Linked DNA regions of Homo sapiens: all the other regions are linked to region 1. The links are chromatin contacts, found by Hi-C or POLR2A ChIA-PET in ENCODE. All regions are on one chromosome and are shown on one strand. Each heading gives the region's core, a stretch centred on a gene start or an enhancer-like site at or near the end of the contact. The rest is flanking DNA. Distances are from core to core; before and after follow the strand shown. Region 1 holds the start of MED14 (mediator complex subunit 14). Region 2 holds the start of NYX (nyctalopin). Region 3 has its middle 48 kb from the start of DDX3X. Region 4 has its middle 18 kb from the start of MIR1587.

Evidence for each region. A loop is a pair of places that touch in the nucleus more often than their neighbours do. ChIA-PET counts read pairs that join two places held with the same protein, here RNA polymerase II (POLR2A). Pooled maps may share reads with other maps.
Region 2: a loop to region 1 is called in a pooled map, with 8 times the contacts of the local background. The contact joins the promoter of NYX here to the promoter of MED14 in region 1. A Hi-C loop is called at or near these places in 3 of 37 single-sample maps with no recorded cell type and 8 of 50 pooled maps.
Region 3: a loop to region 1 is called in a pooled map, with 4 times the contacts of the local background. The contact joins the enhancer-like site here to the promoter of MED14 in region 1. A Hi-C loop is called at or near these places in 3 of 50 pooled maps. POLR2A ChIA-PET finds 5 or more read pairs at or near these places in 3 of 52 experiments (BJ, CD8-positive, alpha-beta memory T cell and WTC11).
Region 4: a pooled map shows a loop between it and region 1 (7-fold over the local background). The contact joins the enhancer-like site here to the promoter of MED14 in region 1. A Hi-C loop is called at or near these places in 2 of 37 single-sample maps with no recorded cell type and 7 of 50 pooled maps.

What each region holds. Positions count from the first base shown.
Region 1 is chrX:40,734,222-40,737,279 of GRCh38, reverse strand. MED14 (mediator complex subunit 14) reads left to right here and starts at 1,738. Exons shown (of 31, transcript NM_004229.4): 1 at 1,738-2,082. The coding sequence starts at 1,868. MED14OS (MED14 opposite strand) reads right to left here and starts at 1,590. Exons shown (of 2, transcript NR_169211.1): 1 at 1,490-1,590. RefSeq lists enhancers at 526-1,446, 1,447-2,368 and silencers at 1,401-1,490, 1,751-2,130.
Region 2 is chrX:41,445,223-41,448,632 of GRCh38, reverse strand. It overlaps NYX (nyctalopin), which reads right to left and starts at 1,290. Exons shown (of 3, transcript NM_001378477.3): 1 at 1,117-1,290; 2 at 707-784. The coding sequence starts at 728. RefSeq lists enhancers at 3,165-3,214, 3,335-3,404.
Region 3 is chrX:41,380,527-41,383,616 of GRCh38, reverse strand. No RefSeq gene overlaps it. Among named protein-coding and RNA genes, the nearest start is that of DDX3X, 48 kb to the right of the region's middle. RefSeq lists an enhancer at 1,587-1,881. Within about 2 kb of position 1,701, at least 7 of the 41 ENCODE cell types and tissues checked have a DNase peak (open chromatin) inside an H3K27ac peak, as active enhancers do.
Region 4 is chrX:39,854,072-39,857,288 of GRCh38, reverse strand. No RefSeq gene overlaps it. Among named protein-coding and RNA genes, the nearest start is that of MIR1587, 18 kb to the right of the region's middle. RefSeq lists enhancers at 1,462-1,541, 1,812-1,931. Within about 2 kb of position 1,433, at least 10 of the 41 ENCODE cell types and tissues checked have a DNase peak (open chromatin) inside an H3K27ac peak, as active enhancers do.

The DNA of each region.
Region 1 (3,058 bases), core at 489-2,988:
GTCAAAGGGTACAAAGTTTCAGTTAGATAGGCGGAATAAGTTCTGGTGATCTATTGCACAGCAATGTGACTACAATTAGCAATAACCTTTTGTATCTTCCAAAGTTGCTAAAAGTGGATTTTAAATGTTCTCACCAAAAGAAGTAAGTATGTATATCATTTGATAGATGTTAATAGCCTGATTTGCTCATTCCACAATGGTTACATGTTTCAAAACATCACATTGTATGCCATAAGTATATACTATCAATTAAAAATAAAAATAATATTTAAAAATAAGGTAGCTGCCTTCCAGCAACTGTATCTGTAAGGGGTATAAATAATCCCAATGCATTTTAATAACTAGCACAATGATATTCTGTTTCAATGTGCTTTAGGACCACCAAGGGAGGGAACAAGTGAGCTTACACCTTCAGAAGCAGATGAACCGCTTTCAACAATGATAAAGAATTACCCAAGTGATGACAGTAAGAATATTCTAACCTTAGGGAACATCATGAACATCTCTTACACCAAGAGGAGATGAAACTGCAAAAAGATGTTTGAAAGGGGTCGCAGCAACGAATGCTTCTAATAGTGAATCTCTACGTTAGGGCATGTTAGAATCACCTTAGGAAAGTTCAAAAATTCCCCAAGCCCAGACCTCAAGCCAGACCAATTAAATCTGAATCTACAGGGGTGGAACCCATATATCTAAGTATTTTTTTAAAAAACAGCTCCTCAGATAATTGCAAAGTGCAGCCAAGGTTGAGAATCGCTGTTTTAAAGCAGGTACAAAAAATTAAACGTGGACTTTGATGGGGGGGACGGGAGTGTCGGTAGGCATGGATGAACTGAAAAGCCCTTCAGAATAGAGCGGTGACTGCAAGAGCAAGGACAAAAACTATATGAGAGCCCGTGGCAGGGGATTTAAGGGCCGTTTTTGTGTGGGACTGACAGGATTTGGGGGATGGTGACGACCTCAGCATACACCCGACTCTATTAAAATTGAGTTACTCTGCCAGCGGCCCTGTCTCTACCCGCAATCATATTTTCTAGCACCTTTTCCCACAGTTTGGAAAAAAAAAAAAAGGGGCGAAAACGTTCTCCCACGTAACGCGCCGTGGACGTGTATGGGAGGAGCAAAGGCCTGAGAATCACAAGCGCGCGGCCGCTCCCATTTCTTCGCGATTCCAGAACCAGAATTCACGAACATTTAGAGGAGGCCTCCCCTGGCTGTGTTTGTGCCCCACTTAGGAAGCGATGGTGGATTTCTCTGGGCAAATTGTCGCCTTTACAACGCCAGGGGGCGGAGGCGGGAGGGAGAGCGGCGAGGGTAAGGGCGGGGCAACTGCTGACGTTCCCGGTGACGACTCCGGCTCAGCCCTCACCCTGGTTTCCGGCGGCGCGCGGCTCCCTTTTCCGCTCTCCCGCGCGCTCACAGGTACCGCCTCACTCCCACGCGCCCCCCAGCGCTGCGGTGCTAGACAGCTGAGAGAACAGACACAGACCTGTCGGAAGGTCCTCTGCAGGTCCCCCTTCCGCTCTGCCGATCGACTTCCGCCTCGGGCAGTCAACATGTACGTTGCGGCTGTCTGGCGAAGCTGCTTCTGAGCGTTTGCGGAGGCGCAGCTTCCCCTCTGCGGGGCCGCCCTGCTTCCCCCCCATCCCCGCCTCCCCCCGCCCCTCGCTCCTGTCCCTGGGGTCGGCGGACTTCTCGCTACATGGGGGCGGGCTTCCGCGGTCGGCGCACGGCTTCCTGTTCTGAGGCGGCCCGGCGGTAGGCGGTGGCGACTCTGCCCGCTCCCGTTTCGGCGCGGTGACCGAGCGCCCGGGAGGCTCGAGGACCGCATCGTGTGCCGTTGCGCCAAGCCCGGTCCTGCGCCGCCATGGCCCCAGTGCAGCTGGAGAACCACCAGCTGGTCCCGCCCGGAGGCGGCGGCGGGGGCAGCGGCGGACCCCCGTCAGCCCCAGCCCCTCCTCCCCCGGGAGCCGCCGTGGCGGCGGCCGCTGCAGCTGCGGCTAGCCCGGGCTACCGGCTGAGCACCCTCATTGAATTTCTGCTGCACCGGGCCTACTCGGAGCTTATGGTGTTGACGGACCTGTAAGTGCCCCGAAACCCCTGCCTGTTCCCCAGCCCCCCTTCCCGCCCAACCGGCTGAGACGTTTGCACCTCCCTCTCCCCGAGAGGCTGCTGTGTTCTCCGCTGGACTGCTTAGTCTAGAATTTTTGAACTCCTGGGGTTCAGCAGAGGTGGAGAAGAAGCTTTGTATCTGGGGTCTTCCTGGCAACGATGCAACAGAGACTTGTTAATTTTGCGTGTTGTTACACTTCCACTGAAAATTGTGTGAAATTTTTGTCCGAGTTCCCAACAGAACTCTCTTGATTTCTTGGCTGGAATACATAATATTCGAGCTTTTAGAAAAAACTCTATAGATGGGAAATTTGTATTACAGCCTCTTGACGATACGTTTTAAATGTAAGCTGTTATTGCTTCTAAGTTAATGCAGGAGCTACATACGTTGTGTATAAAATACAAATTTGAATTCAAAGTACTTTTTTTCTGGAACTTTTGAGTGTTTGAGGTCTTAATGAAGTTAGTGTGAGTAAAATTTTTTTGTAAGTAGTCTGTTATTTCTTGGAGTATGAAGGGGGTTTATAAATCACCTAGTTACCCATGAAATGCCTTGGGGCATGATTAAGTTGTTAATCCCTTCAGAATAGGATCAGAATATACTAACGAATTTCAGTGTGTGAAGAAAAGGCACCGTAACATTTTGGGACTCTGTTGTACATCTTATAACCCAGGTTCAGAAAAAGTTAATCAGAATTTTATTTTTTATCTATTGCAAGACTTCAGATCAGGGTTATCAATTGAGATACATTAGTATGCAGATATTAGGCTCTAAAGCGTCACAGTAATTTGTTTTTAGAGACTGATAACAGATACTTGTTTGCAGATGACTGAAAGAGTAGGCTCTACTTAACTCCTGTAAAACGTCATTCTCAGTTTTGATGTATTGTACTTTTTTGAATGGGACAGAAAAAAGTAGTGTTAAAGAAGCCTACCCATGGCTAAT
Region 2 (3,410 bases), core at 41-2,540, 710 kb before region 1:
GAGCCAAGATCCATGCCACTGCTCCCCAGCTTGGGCGAGAGTGAGACTCTGTCTCAAAAAAAAAAAAAAAGAAAAGAAAAGAAAAGAAAAAACCACCGTACGGTGGCTCACGCCTGTAATCCCAGCACTTTGGGAGGCCGAGGCGGGCAGATCACGAGGTCAGGAGATCGAGACCATCCTGGCTAACATGGTGAAACCCCGTCTCTACTAAAAATACAAAAAATTAGCCAGGCGTGGTGGCGGGCACCTGTACTCCCAGCTACTCGGGAGGCTGAGGCAGGAGAATGGCGTGAACCCGGGAGGCGGAGCTTGCAGTGTGCCGAGGTCGCACCACTGTACTCCAGCCTGGGTGACAGAGCGAGACTCCATCTCCAAAAACAAAACAAAACAAAAAAACACTGTAGCACTGTAGCTTTTGGTTATCACACCAATGAATTCATATCTGAAATTAGAATAAGAAAATCACCAAGAGGACTATTTCATATATTCGGCTCAGGAGTTTTGTTTTTAGGAAACAAAAATCCCCACCACCTGCTGTTTTCTTGCTTTCTCTATCCCCTCCCCCACGATCACAGGGTCAGTGAAACCTGATCAGAAGTGTCCAGATACCGCTGTCCCAGAAGCCACTTTAAAGACTCTTTGGGCAGAAGCTCTGTGGCTTCCACCCCTCTTCCCAACCCTTGCACCCACCGGCAGGAGAACTCACCATGCAGAAGCAGGACCAACATCCCTCGGCCTTTCATCCACCCAGTGGCTTAGGACCACCCAGCCGTGGGACCCCTACCTGAGGGGAGAAAGGACAGGTCACCCAGTGCCCAGGAGGGCCCCATGAGAACCCTCCCATGCCTCCACACTTCTTCCTGAATGCCCTGCCTTTCTTTCTTCCTCACATTCCTTCCTTCTTAATGACCCTGGTGTTGGGCTAAGGGAAACCAGTAACAACAGAAAATCAGAAGCTCCCCACAAATGGACAGTTTGGATCTATTAGGAAACCCTTTGTCAGGCTACAGCCCTGACAGCAACTCAGATGGCATCACTGACAACCCAGCAAGGAAATGGATGGAGAGGAAACCCCTGCAGAGAAGCGTTAGTGAATGGTCCTCAAATGTTGCTTACCGTCCTGGGAGTCTCCCTGGTCCTGCTCCTCTGAGGTCCCCCTCCACTCCCTCAGCCCATCCATCTCCCAAGTCAGGCAGCCACAGATGCTGAAAATGGTTTGAGAGAGAAGTAAAGGTGGGGGTGGGGGGACGGGAGGAAGGGGTGAAGAGGAATAGTTACTTGTGCAGGTTTGAGTGCTTATTTTTCTTTCTCCAGATTTAATGGCAGGAAAATCCTCTGTATCACATGAGGATTAACAGAGATGAAAGAATGTGTCTGCCTTTCGAATCACTAAAGCCAGTGACAGATTTTGCTGACATACCAATCGGCTTTATCCCCGGGCCTTGACCACCCTGGCCCTCCTGTCCTCTCTCCATCTGCCTGGCCCCTTTCTCTCCTTAAACCTTCCCCAGACCCTGCCCCGTTCCCTGACCCCAGCCCCAGCCCCAAGCAATATGTAGCCTGAAATTGGCTTCCTGCCACCCAAACAGCATTATCAGCATTTTCAACAAGGACGCATTATATAACTTGGAGAGCTGGAGAAGGGACAGGACAGCTTAAAATGTTTCCCCAAAATGCCGGCTGCTGATTTCCTTTCTTTGAAGTGGTTGATGGTGAATGATACAAAAACGGACTGGAGAGAGTCCTTCCACTACAAGAAGGCAAGAGGTTCCCACTGGGGTTAGGGCTGGTAGTGGTGGCCTAAGGCAGTGGGTCCAGGAATGGGACCTTCAGAATCTGGCTGAGGTTTCTGAAACCCACCAGGACTCAGTTTAGGCCCTGGCTACTCAGTGTGGCCGGTGGACCAGCAGCAGTACCTGAGAGCTCGTTAGGAAAACAGAATCTCAGCGCCTTCTACCCCCCGCCCCAGACCTGTTGAATCAGCATCTGCTTTTTTTTTTTTTTTTTTTTTTTTGAGATGGAGTCTCACTCTGTCGCCCAGGCTGGAGTGCAGTGGCACAATCTTGGCTCACTGCAACCTCCACCTTCTGGGTTCAAGCGATTCCCCTGCCTCAGCTTCCTGAGTAGCTGGGACTACACCATGCCCAGCTAATTTTTTGTATTTTTAGTAGAGACGGGGTTTCACCATGTTGACCAGGATGGTCTTGATCTCTTGACCTTGTGATCCACCCGCCTCGGCCTCCCAGAGTGCTGGGATTACAGGCGTGAACCACCGCGCCCGGCCAGCATCTGCATTTTAACTAGGTCGGCGGAGAGGGGGATTCCTGTGCCCGGTAAAGTTTGGAAAGCCCTGTTTTAGGAGACTGGTGGAGGGGGTCTGATCAAAATGAGGGTGGCAGGGGGGCCTGTTTATCTAGCCTTTCTGGCCAGCAGTTCAGGTGCCCCCACATTCTCCTGGCCCCAGCAAGCCTCTGCTGTCTGCTGGGACAGCACTTCCAGGTATCCATGGCAACCTGCCAAGTTCTGGCCACGCAGGACTTGGTGAGCCAGTGCTGATGAAAGGAAGCCAGGAGTTCCCTTCCCACAGAAAGGGTTCTGGATGTGAATCTAGACATCTCAGGCCACCGTGCCCTGGGGAATTTTTGTTTTCTTCCATTTGAGCCTTGAAAGCCAAAATGTGGCTGAACTTGTCTAACCTGCTGGAAAGAAGAGAATACTAGGGATGGGGTAGGGATGTGGGTGGGGGAGGCCTCTCAAATGACATCTCTATCCCCAGTGTTGGACTCGCCTGGCTTATTAGATGAGAGCAGTGGGCAGCCCTCTCATTGTGACCACCAGTGTCGGAGGTGTCCCTGTAGCCATCACCCCAAGCCTTAGCCCAACGAAGCCCCCACTCCCCCAGCAGCAGTCCAGAGGCTGAATCTCGACTGTAAGAGCCAACCTGTCTGCACCCACAACCTTTGTTCGCAGCTTATTGGTCCAACCTTCCCTTCAATCTTCTCCAGGCCAGTGGGCCTGGTGCTCTGGCACTGGGATCCCACTAAGGAAGACCTTCTTCTCCACCTGTGAACTGAAACATTTCTCCCAAGTGGAAAATAAGGAGGCATCAGAGACTCTTGGCATAAAAAGGAAGGAGCCCATCCACCAGGTGAGCTGGTACCACCGACTTGGGAGGATGAGCAGCCCTTAATCAAAACCTTGCTGCAGGGAGAAAAGCAGGTGGCCCAGGGTTGTTACAGGAAATGCGATTGACTGACTTCCCCTGGGAGAAACTTAAAGCTCAAGACAGGAGAAAGGCCGGCCCTTTCAGAGCCTACTCCAGCCACTCGTGGGCTGCTGGGGGAGGGATTTTTTCGTTTTTGTTTTTGAGATGGAGCCTTACTCTGTCCCTCAGGCTGGAGTGCAGTGGC
Region 3 (3,090 bases), core at 452-2,951, 650 kb before region 1:
GGCTTCCATCTCTGCTGCTCCCTCTCCACCCCCAGGCTGAAGGGACTAAAATAAACAGGAAGTTTCCATTTCACCCAGATCTCATGGAGCTGTGTGACTTTTGCTGTCGGGTATCTTATCTCTCTGGAAGGAACCTTTCAGCCTGAGGTGTGGCTACCTTTGTACTTGGTGCAATGCTTCATCTGTTTTTTTTGTTTGTTTTTTTTTTTTTTTTTTTGCCTAAATAACTTCCTGTCTAGAAGTGGTTATAGCTTCCCACCCCCACCCCACTTTTACAACACAGCAGGGACAGACAGGTGCTGAAATCAAAGGGTTAGAATTCATATCAAAGCCCAGCATCCAGGATCTTGTTGCAAATAGAGACTGAGCTGTGTGTGTGGGTAGAGGCCAACAGTTGTTACTCAGAAGCTCAGTTCCGGGGAACAGAAGGAGGGTGTTTTTGTTTTTGTTTTACCAGAGTGAGTGAAATCTTGGTCCCTTGAGATTTCCATGTAAAAATCTCAAAGCTTGTTTATTTGCCCCGTCCCTAATGGGCACCCTTTGGGGTAGGTCAGAGTAGAGACTGGTTTTCTTTGTCCCTGGGCTTGTCACCAAGTCCCAGCAAAGACTGAGCTAGGGCCACCATGTGTCCCTGGCCTGATGTTAGCCAAAAAGCAGAAGAGAGAAGGGGTGACTGGTGTACATAGGAATTTTTGTTTGGGGTTTTTTCTGCCGTGTTTTAAAGAACAGCAAATCCCTGAAATGGGTCCATGGGTCCATGTGAAACTATTCATTGAGAATGAACGGTTGTTCACCTCGGAGAGCCGTCACATCCTTCTCGGCCACCGCAGGTCACCCTCTCCTACCTCCTGGAATTGGATTCTTAGGCTGAGATGAGCCAATGGTGTAGGCTCATTTGTGGCTTTGGAATTAAGGCTTTTTTTTTTTTTTTTTTTTTTGAGACAGAGTTTCACTCTTGCCACCCAGGCTGGAGGTCAATGGCATGAGCTCAGCTCCCTCAACCTCCACCTCCCGGGTTCAAGCGATTCTCCTGCCTCAGCGTCCAGAGCAGCTGGGATTATAGGCGCGCTACCAAGCCCGGCTAATTTTTGTATTTTTAGTAGAGACGGGGTTTCACCATGTTCAGCAGGCTGGTCTTGAACTCCTGACTTCAGGTGATCCGCCTGCCTCGTCCTCCCAAAGTGCTGGGATTACAGGTGTGAGCCACTGCGCTCGGCTGGCTTTTTTTTTTTTTTTTTTTTGAGACGGAGTCTCGCTCTGTCGCCCAGGCTGGAGTGCAGTGGCGCGATCTCTGCTCACCGCAAGCTCAGCCTCCCGGGTTCACGCGGTTCTCCTGCCTCAGCCTCCCGAGTAGCTGGGACTACAGGCGCCCGCCACCACACCCGGCTAATTTTTGTATTTTTAGTAGAGACGGGGTTTCACTGTGTTAGCCAGGAAGGTCTCGATCTCCTGACCTCGTGATCCGCCCGCCTCGGCCTCCCAAAGTGCTGGGATTACAGGTGTGAGCCATGGCGCCCGGCTTTTTTTTTTTTTTAATAGAAAAACTAAACACTTCTTCATGGGCTGCTGCCCAAGTCTTTGCTAAATTTTGTTAAGCCCTTATGTTTATCGTGTCATCTCATCCAGACGTCAGTCATAAACATGCCCATCTGAACTCCTGATCCTCTCTTTTCCAGAAATGGGATGAGTCACCCAGTTCGTCAGCCTTCCTCTTTCAGAAGCCAGTGAGAGTGTGGCTAGAGGGGACTCTGCCCCGAGGGAACACCAGGCAGTGGCCTCTGACCCAGGCCTGCCCTGCAGTACTCAGCTTTCCAGAACAAAGAGTTCCAGTCCCAGTGGGGGACGGGGGCCTTTGTTCATGACTGGGAGAATCAAGAGAACTGCCTAAGAGGGCCCAGAAATTTCCCAGAGCTCTGAGCAAAGTGAGGAAGGGCATCCTTGCTCCAGATGAACCCACCAGGTCGCCCCTAAAGAAAAAAGGCCACGAGGCCAGGCCTGGTGGCTCAAGCCTGTAATTCCAGCTCTTTGGGAGGCAGAGGAGGGCGAATCACAAGGTCAGGAGTTTGAGACCAGCCTAGCCAACATGGTGAAACCCCGTCTCTACTAAAAATACAAAAAATTAGCTGGGCGTAGTGGCGGGCGCCTGTAATCCCAGCTACTCGGGAGGCTGAGGCAGAATTGCTTGAACTTGGGAGGTGGAGGTTGCAGTGAGCCGAGACCTCGCCACTACACTCCAGCCCGGGCAACAGAGTGAGACTCCGTCTCAAAAAAAAAAAACGGCCGGGCATGGTGGCTCACGCCTGTAATTCCAGCACTTCGGGAGGCCAGGGCGGGCAGATCACCTGAGGTCGGGAGTTCAAGACCAGCCTGACCAACATGGAGAAACCCTGTCTCTACTAAAAATACAAAAGTAGCCGGGCATGGTGGCAAATGCCTGTAATCCCAGCTACTGGGGAGGCTGAGGCAGGAGAATTGCTTGAACCTGGGAGGCGGAGGATGCGGTGAGCCGAGATCACGCCATTGCACTCCAGCCTGGGCAACAAGAGCGAAACTCCATCTCAAAAAAAAAAGAGAGAGAGAGAGAAAAGAGGCCACAAGGGATTCTGGCCTCGCCCCCAGGGCCATGTCCTGGGGAAACAGTCAGTTTGAGAAAGGGCTTGGAACTGGAGGGAGAAGGCCTCAGGAAAGCCCAATGTGCACCTTGTCTTTGCTCTGGGCTTGCCTCGGGTCAGCCCTCAAACCTCACCCAGGCCCAGGCAGGGACTGGGGGTGGTGAGAATCGAACCCTGAATGCACTCACACCGAGCCGCCCCTGAAGCTTCAGCATGAGGCCCACACAGGCCTCATTCCCGTGCAGCATCTGCCTGTTTCTCCCAGGAGCCCTGCCCACCCAGTTGGGCTGGTTGGTGGCCACTCCCTCCCCAAGGGCAGTTTCTCACAGACACTAGCATCCCTCACCTGGCACTGCCAACCCTCAGACTCCAGGGCATTGTCCGTAATGGTGATGGTTGGGAGATAGCTCTGGAAAATAACTGGAGTTTAAAAATAACTAGCCAGGGCCAGGCACAGTGGCTAATGCCTGTAATCCCA
Region 4 (3,217 bases), core at 184-2,683, 880 kb after region 1:
CCACCTCGGCCTCCCAAAGTGCTGGGATTACAGGCATGAGCCACCGTGCCCGGCCTCTAGTGCTCTCTAGCTCCACACACATGCATGCATGCACATGAACACGCCACACACGTGCACACACACACCCTTCTCCCCCTCCCCCCAGGTGTCAGTGAGCAGAGTGTGTGTGACATTGTGTGTCTGTCTCTGGGATACAGTTTCTCTCTCTTGGTGTGAATTGCCTGTCTCGTCTGCATTTCTCATTCTGTTTCTCATCTCCCTACTTTCCTTTGCCTCTCTCTGCTGTTTGCATATGTGAGGGAAAGAGCTGCTTCATTTGTGAAGTGGCCTTATTCCATGGCCTCATTATGCAATCACACAGCATGGAGCTCTCTTGGGGGTTAAGTGGGGAAGGCAGAAGACAGGGCCAGGGAGAATTCATCATCTTTCCCCCGGAAAGCTGTGCATTTTCAGAAGATATAAGGGACAAGTTTGGGGTTCACAGACCCTCAGGGGCTTTTGTGCGTCACCTGGACCTTCTGTGATCGGTACATGGAGCTGCAGCTGGCCACTGGCATTGTCTGGAGAGCAGCCCTGGCCTCTCTCAGCCTTGAACCAGGAAGCAGGCTTTATTTGTCAGGAGAGGGCATAGCCAGGATTTCCTGAAGGTTCTGGCCTCCAGCCTGCAACCCGGCACTGTCCAATAGAAATATAATGCAAGCCACAAATGTGAGCCACATATGTATTAATAATTTTAATGTTCGAGAAGCCACATTAAAAAGGTAAAAAGGAACAGGTGAAATTGACTTAATCATATATTTTGATCAACCCGATGTATCTAAAATATTATCATTTCAATATGAAACCAGGAAAAAATTATTGACAAGGTATTTGACATTCTTTTCTTGAAACTAAATCTTCAAAGTCTGGTGTGCATTCTATGCTGACAGAGGATCTCAATTTGGCCGGGCCACATTTCAAGTGTTCAGTAGAAACATGTGGCTAGTGGCCCCTGTCCTGGACAGCACAGGCCCAGCCTACCAAGCCTGAGGTCTGGAAGTTCTGTTTCGGCTGTCTAAATGGCAGCAATACAAGCGCGTCCTCAGTGTGTATGTCTGATGGGAAGACGACGAGGTGATGTGCGGGAAGTTCACTGAGCCATTATTCTCCCATTACCATCATTAGCAGTAATCATCATGAATGCACTGGCATGGCCCACGTCCGGCCCTGTTGCTGCTTGCTTCCAGTTCACGCGGCATTCTGTGCCGGGGAATTGCTGACCCAGATTCTGTTTTGCTGGGGGGGCAGAGGGAGCTGAGGGTGCAGTTTCCAGGTGCTCTAGGCCTGCCTCCCAGCTGAGACCCCACCTACTAGGTGTGTGCTCCTCCCCTTTCTTTAGGTACCAGGCACCCCTCCAGCTTCTATATATAGCACTCTGTGGCGACAGCTGGCTATCTGATGACTCATCAGTCACCGTGGGCGTCTCCGGATGGAACCCTGAACATTTATTCAGAGGGTGCTTTTGCCAGTTTCTGAACGACTCCTAGTAAGTCCTGCCTTTTGGGGATTGTTTTAACCCCATGGAGATTGGGGGTTTGAAGACTCAGTGGGTTCCTGTCTGAAGGCCTCTGGGGGCTTAAAAAGTCCAGTGGGGCTTTGGGGAACTGGCTCCAGGTAAGCCTGTGAACGCAGAGGAATGCATTCTCAAACTGAGGGCTTGAGTGGTCTCTCCTTGGTCATCTGTCCATCTAAGTACCTGGCTGGCCCCAGATTGCCCCTGGAAGTGGGGCTTGGGAGATGTTAGCTCCTTTCAGGAGCTGCAGGGCTCCTCCCATGTATTTTCTGTGGGGCATCAAAGACCCAGGGCTGGCTTTGGAGCTGGGTTTAATGTAGGCTGCTCTGCTCACCAACTCCACCATCCTGGGCAAGTCCCTTCTGCTCTCTGGGTTTCCGTTTCCTCCTCTGTGCAATGCAGTCAATACCATTGTGGCCGTCTGGTTCTGAGGGTTGGAGGAGGTGCCGTCTGTAACAACTGTTATTACTGTGCAGCCCAGGGGCCCCATCACTTCGGTTTTCTCAGAAGCAGCTTCTGAGACGCGGATTCGTGTGGAAGCAATTTATTAAGGAAGTGCTCCCAAGAAACACGGAAGGGTATGGAAGGGCAGGACCAAGAAGGGGAGGAAGCCAGTTTCAGACAAAGTCCCTCTGCAGAAGGGTCTTAGTCCATCCAGGCTGCTGTAACACGGTACCACACGCGGGGGGGCTGATAAACCACAGACACGTACTTCTCATGGTTCTGGAGGCTGAGAGGCCGAGATCAGGGTACCAGCACGGTCGGGTTTGGGGGAGGGCCCTCTTCTGGGCTGTAGATTGCCAACTTTTCCTTGTGCCCTCACATGGCAGAGACAGGGAGAGAGAGCTCTCTGGGGTCGCTTTTTATAAGGGCACTGACCCCCTTCATGAGGGCTCCATCCTCATGACCTCATGACCTCCCAAAGGAGGAGCTCTGGAGGGCAAGTGTCAACTCAGAGCCTGTCCTGACTCCAGGCAAGAGCACTGTACCTGCATGCTCCCTTGCACCAGCTAGGAGCTACCGTGAGTGTGGGGATTGAAACTCCTGGGTACTTCTGGCTCTGAGGGGGATGTGCCCCGGGCGGGCCTGCAAAGAGTCCCAGGCACAGGCTGTGGGAATTAGGAGAGGGGAAGCTATATGGGGTGGGGGAAGGAGCCCGAGGGGATGTGGGTGAAGCATCTAGAGTGTCCCCACCACCCCTTTGCTTATCTGTCCTCCCACCAGAGGGGGCCAGGCCAGCACCCCTGTATGGATGGGACTGGGGCCGGGGAAGGAGGCTGGAGTCAGGAGGAGAGGCACCACCCAGGCCTTACTCTTCATATGGGTGGAACCATCCCATGAACAAGTGGGATGAGGAAGCCTGAGGAGCTTTTGGCCAAGCTTAGCCTCTGGGGGTGCCCAACACTGGGCACGGATAGGGCTGGGGCACAGACCCAATATTCCAGTACCTCCAAGTCTTTTGTCCGGCACCCAGGCTAGGGGCCCTGAAGATGCTTCACTGTCCAGCGGGATGGGGTTGGGGAAATATTTTTGTTCTCTTCAGCTCAGTAGCCTTCTTCCTTCCTTTCATCACCTTGTCTAAGACTGGCCGGGTCTTTTCTCAAGGTCACCCCAGGAACCAGGGTTCCTTGGGTTCTGTCGCCAGCTCTGGGCACCTCTCCACCA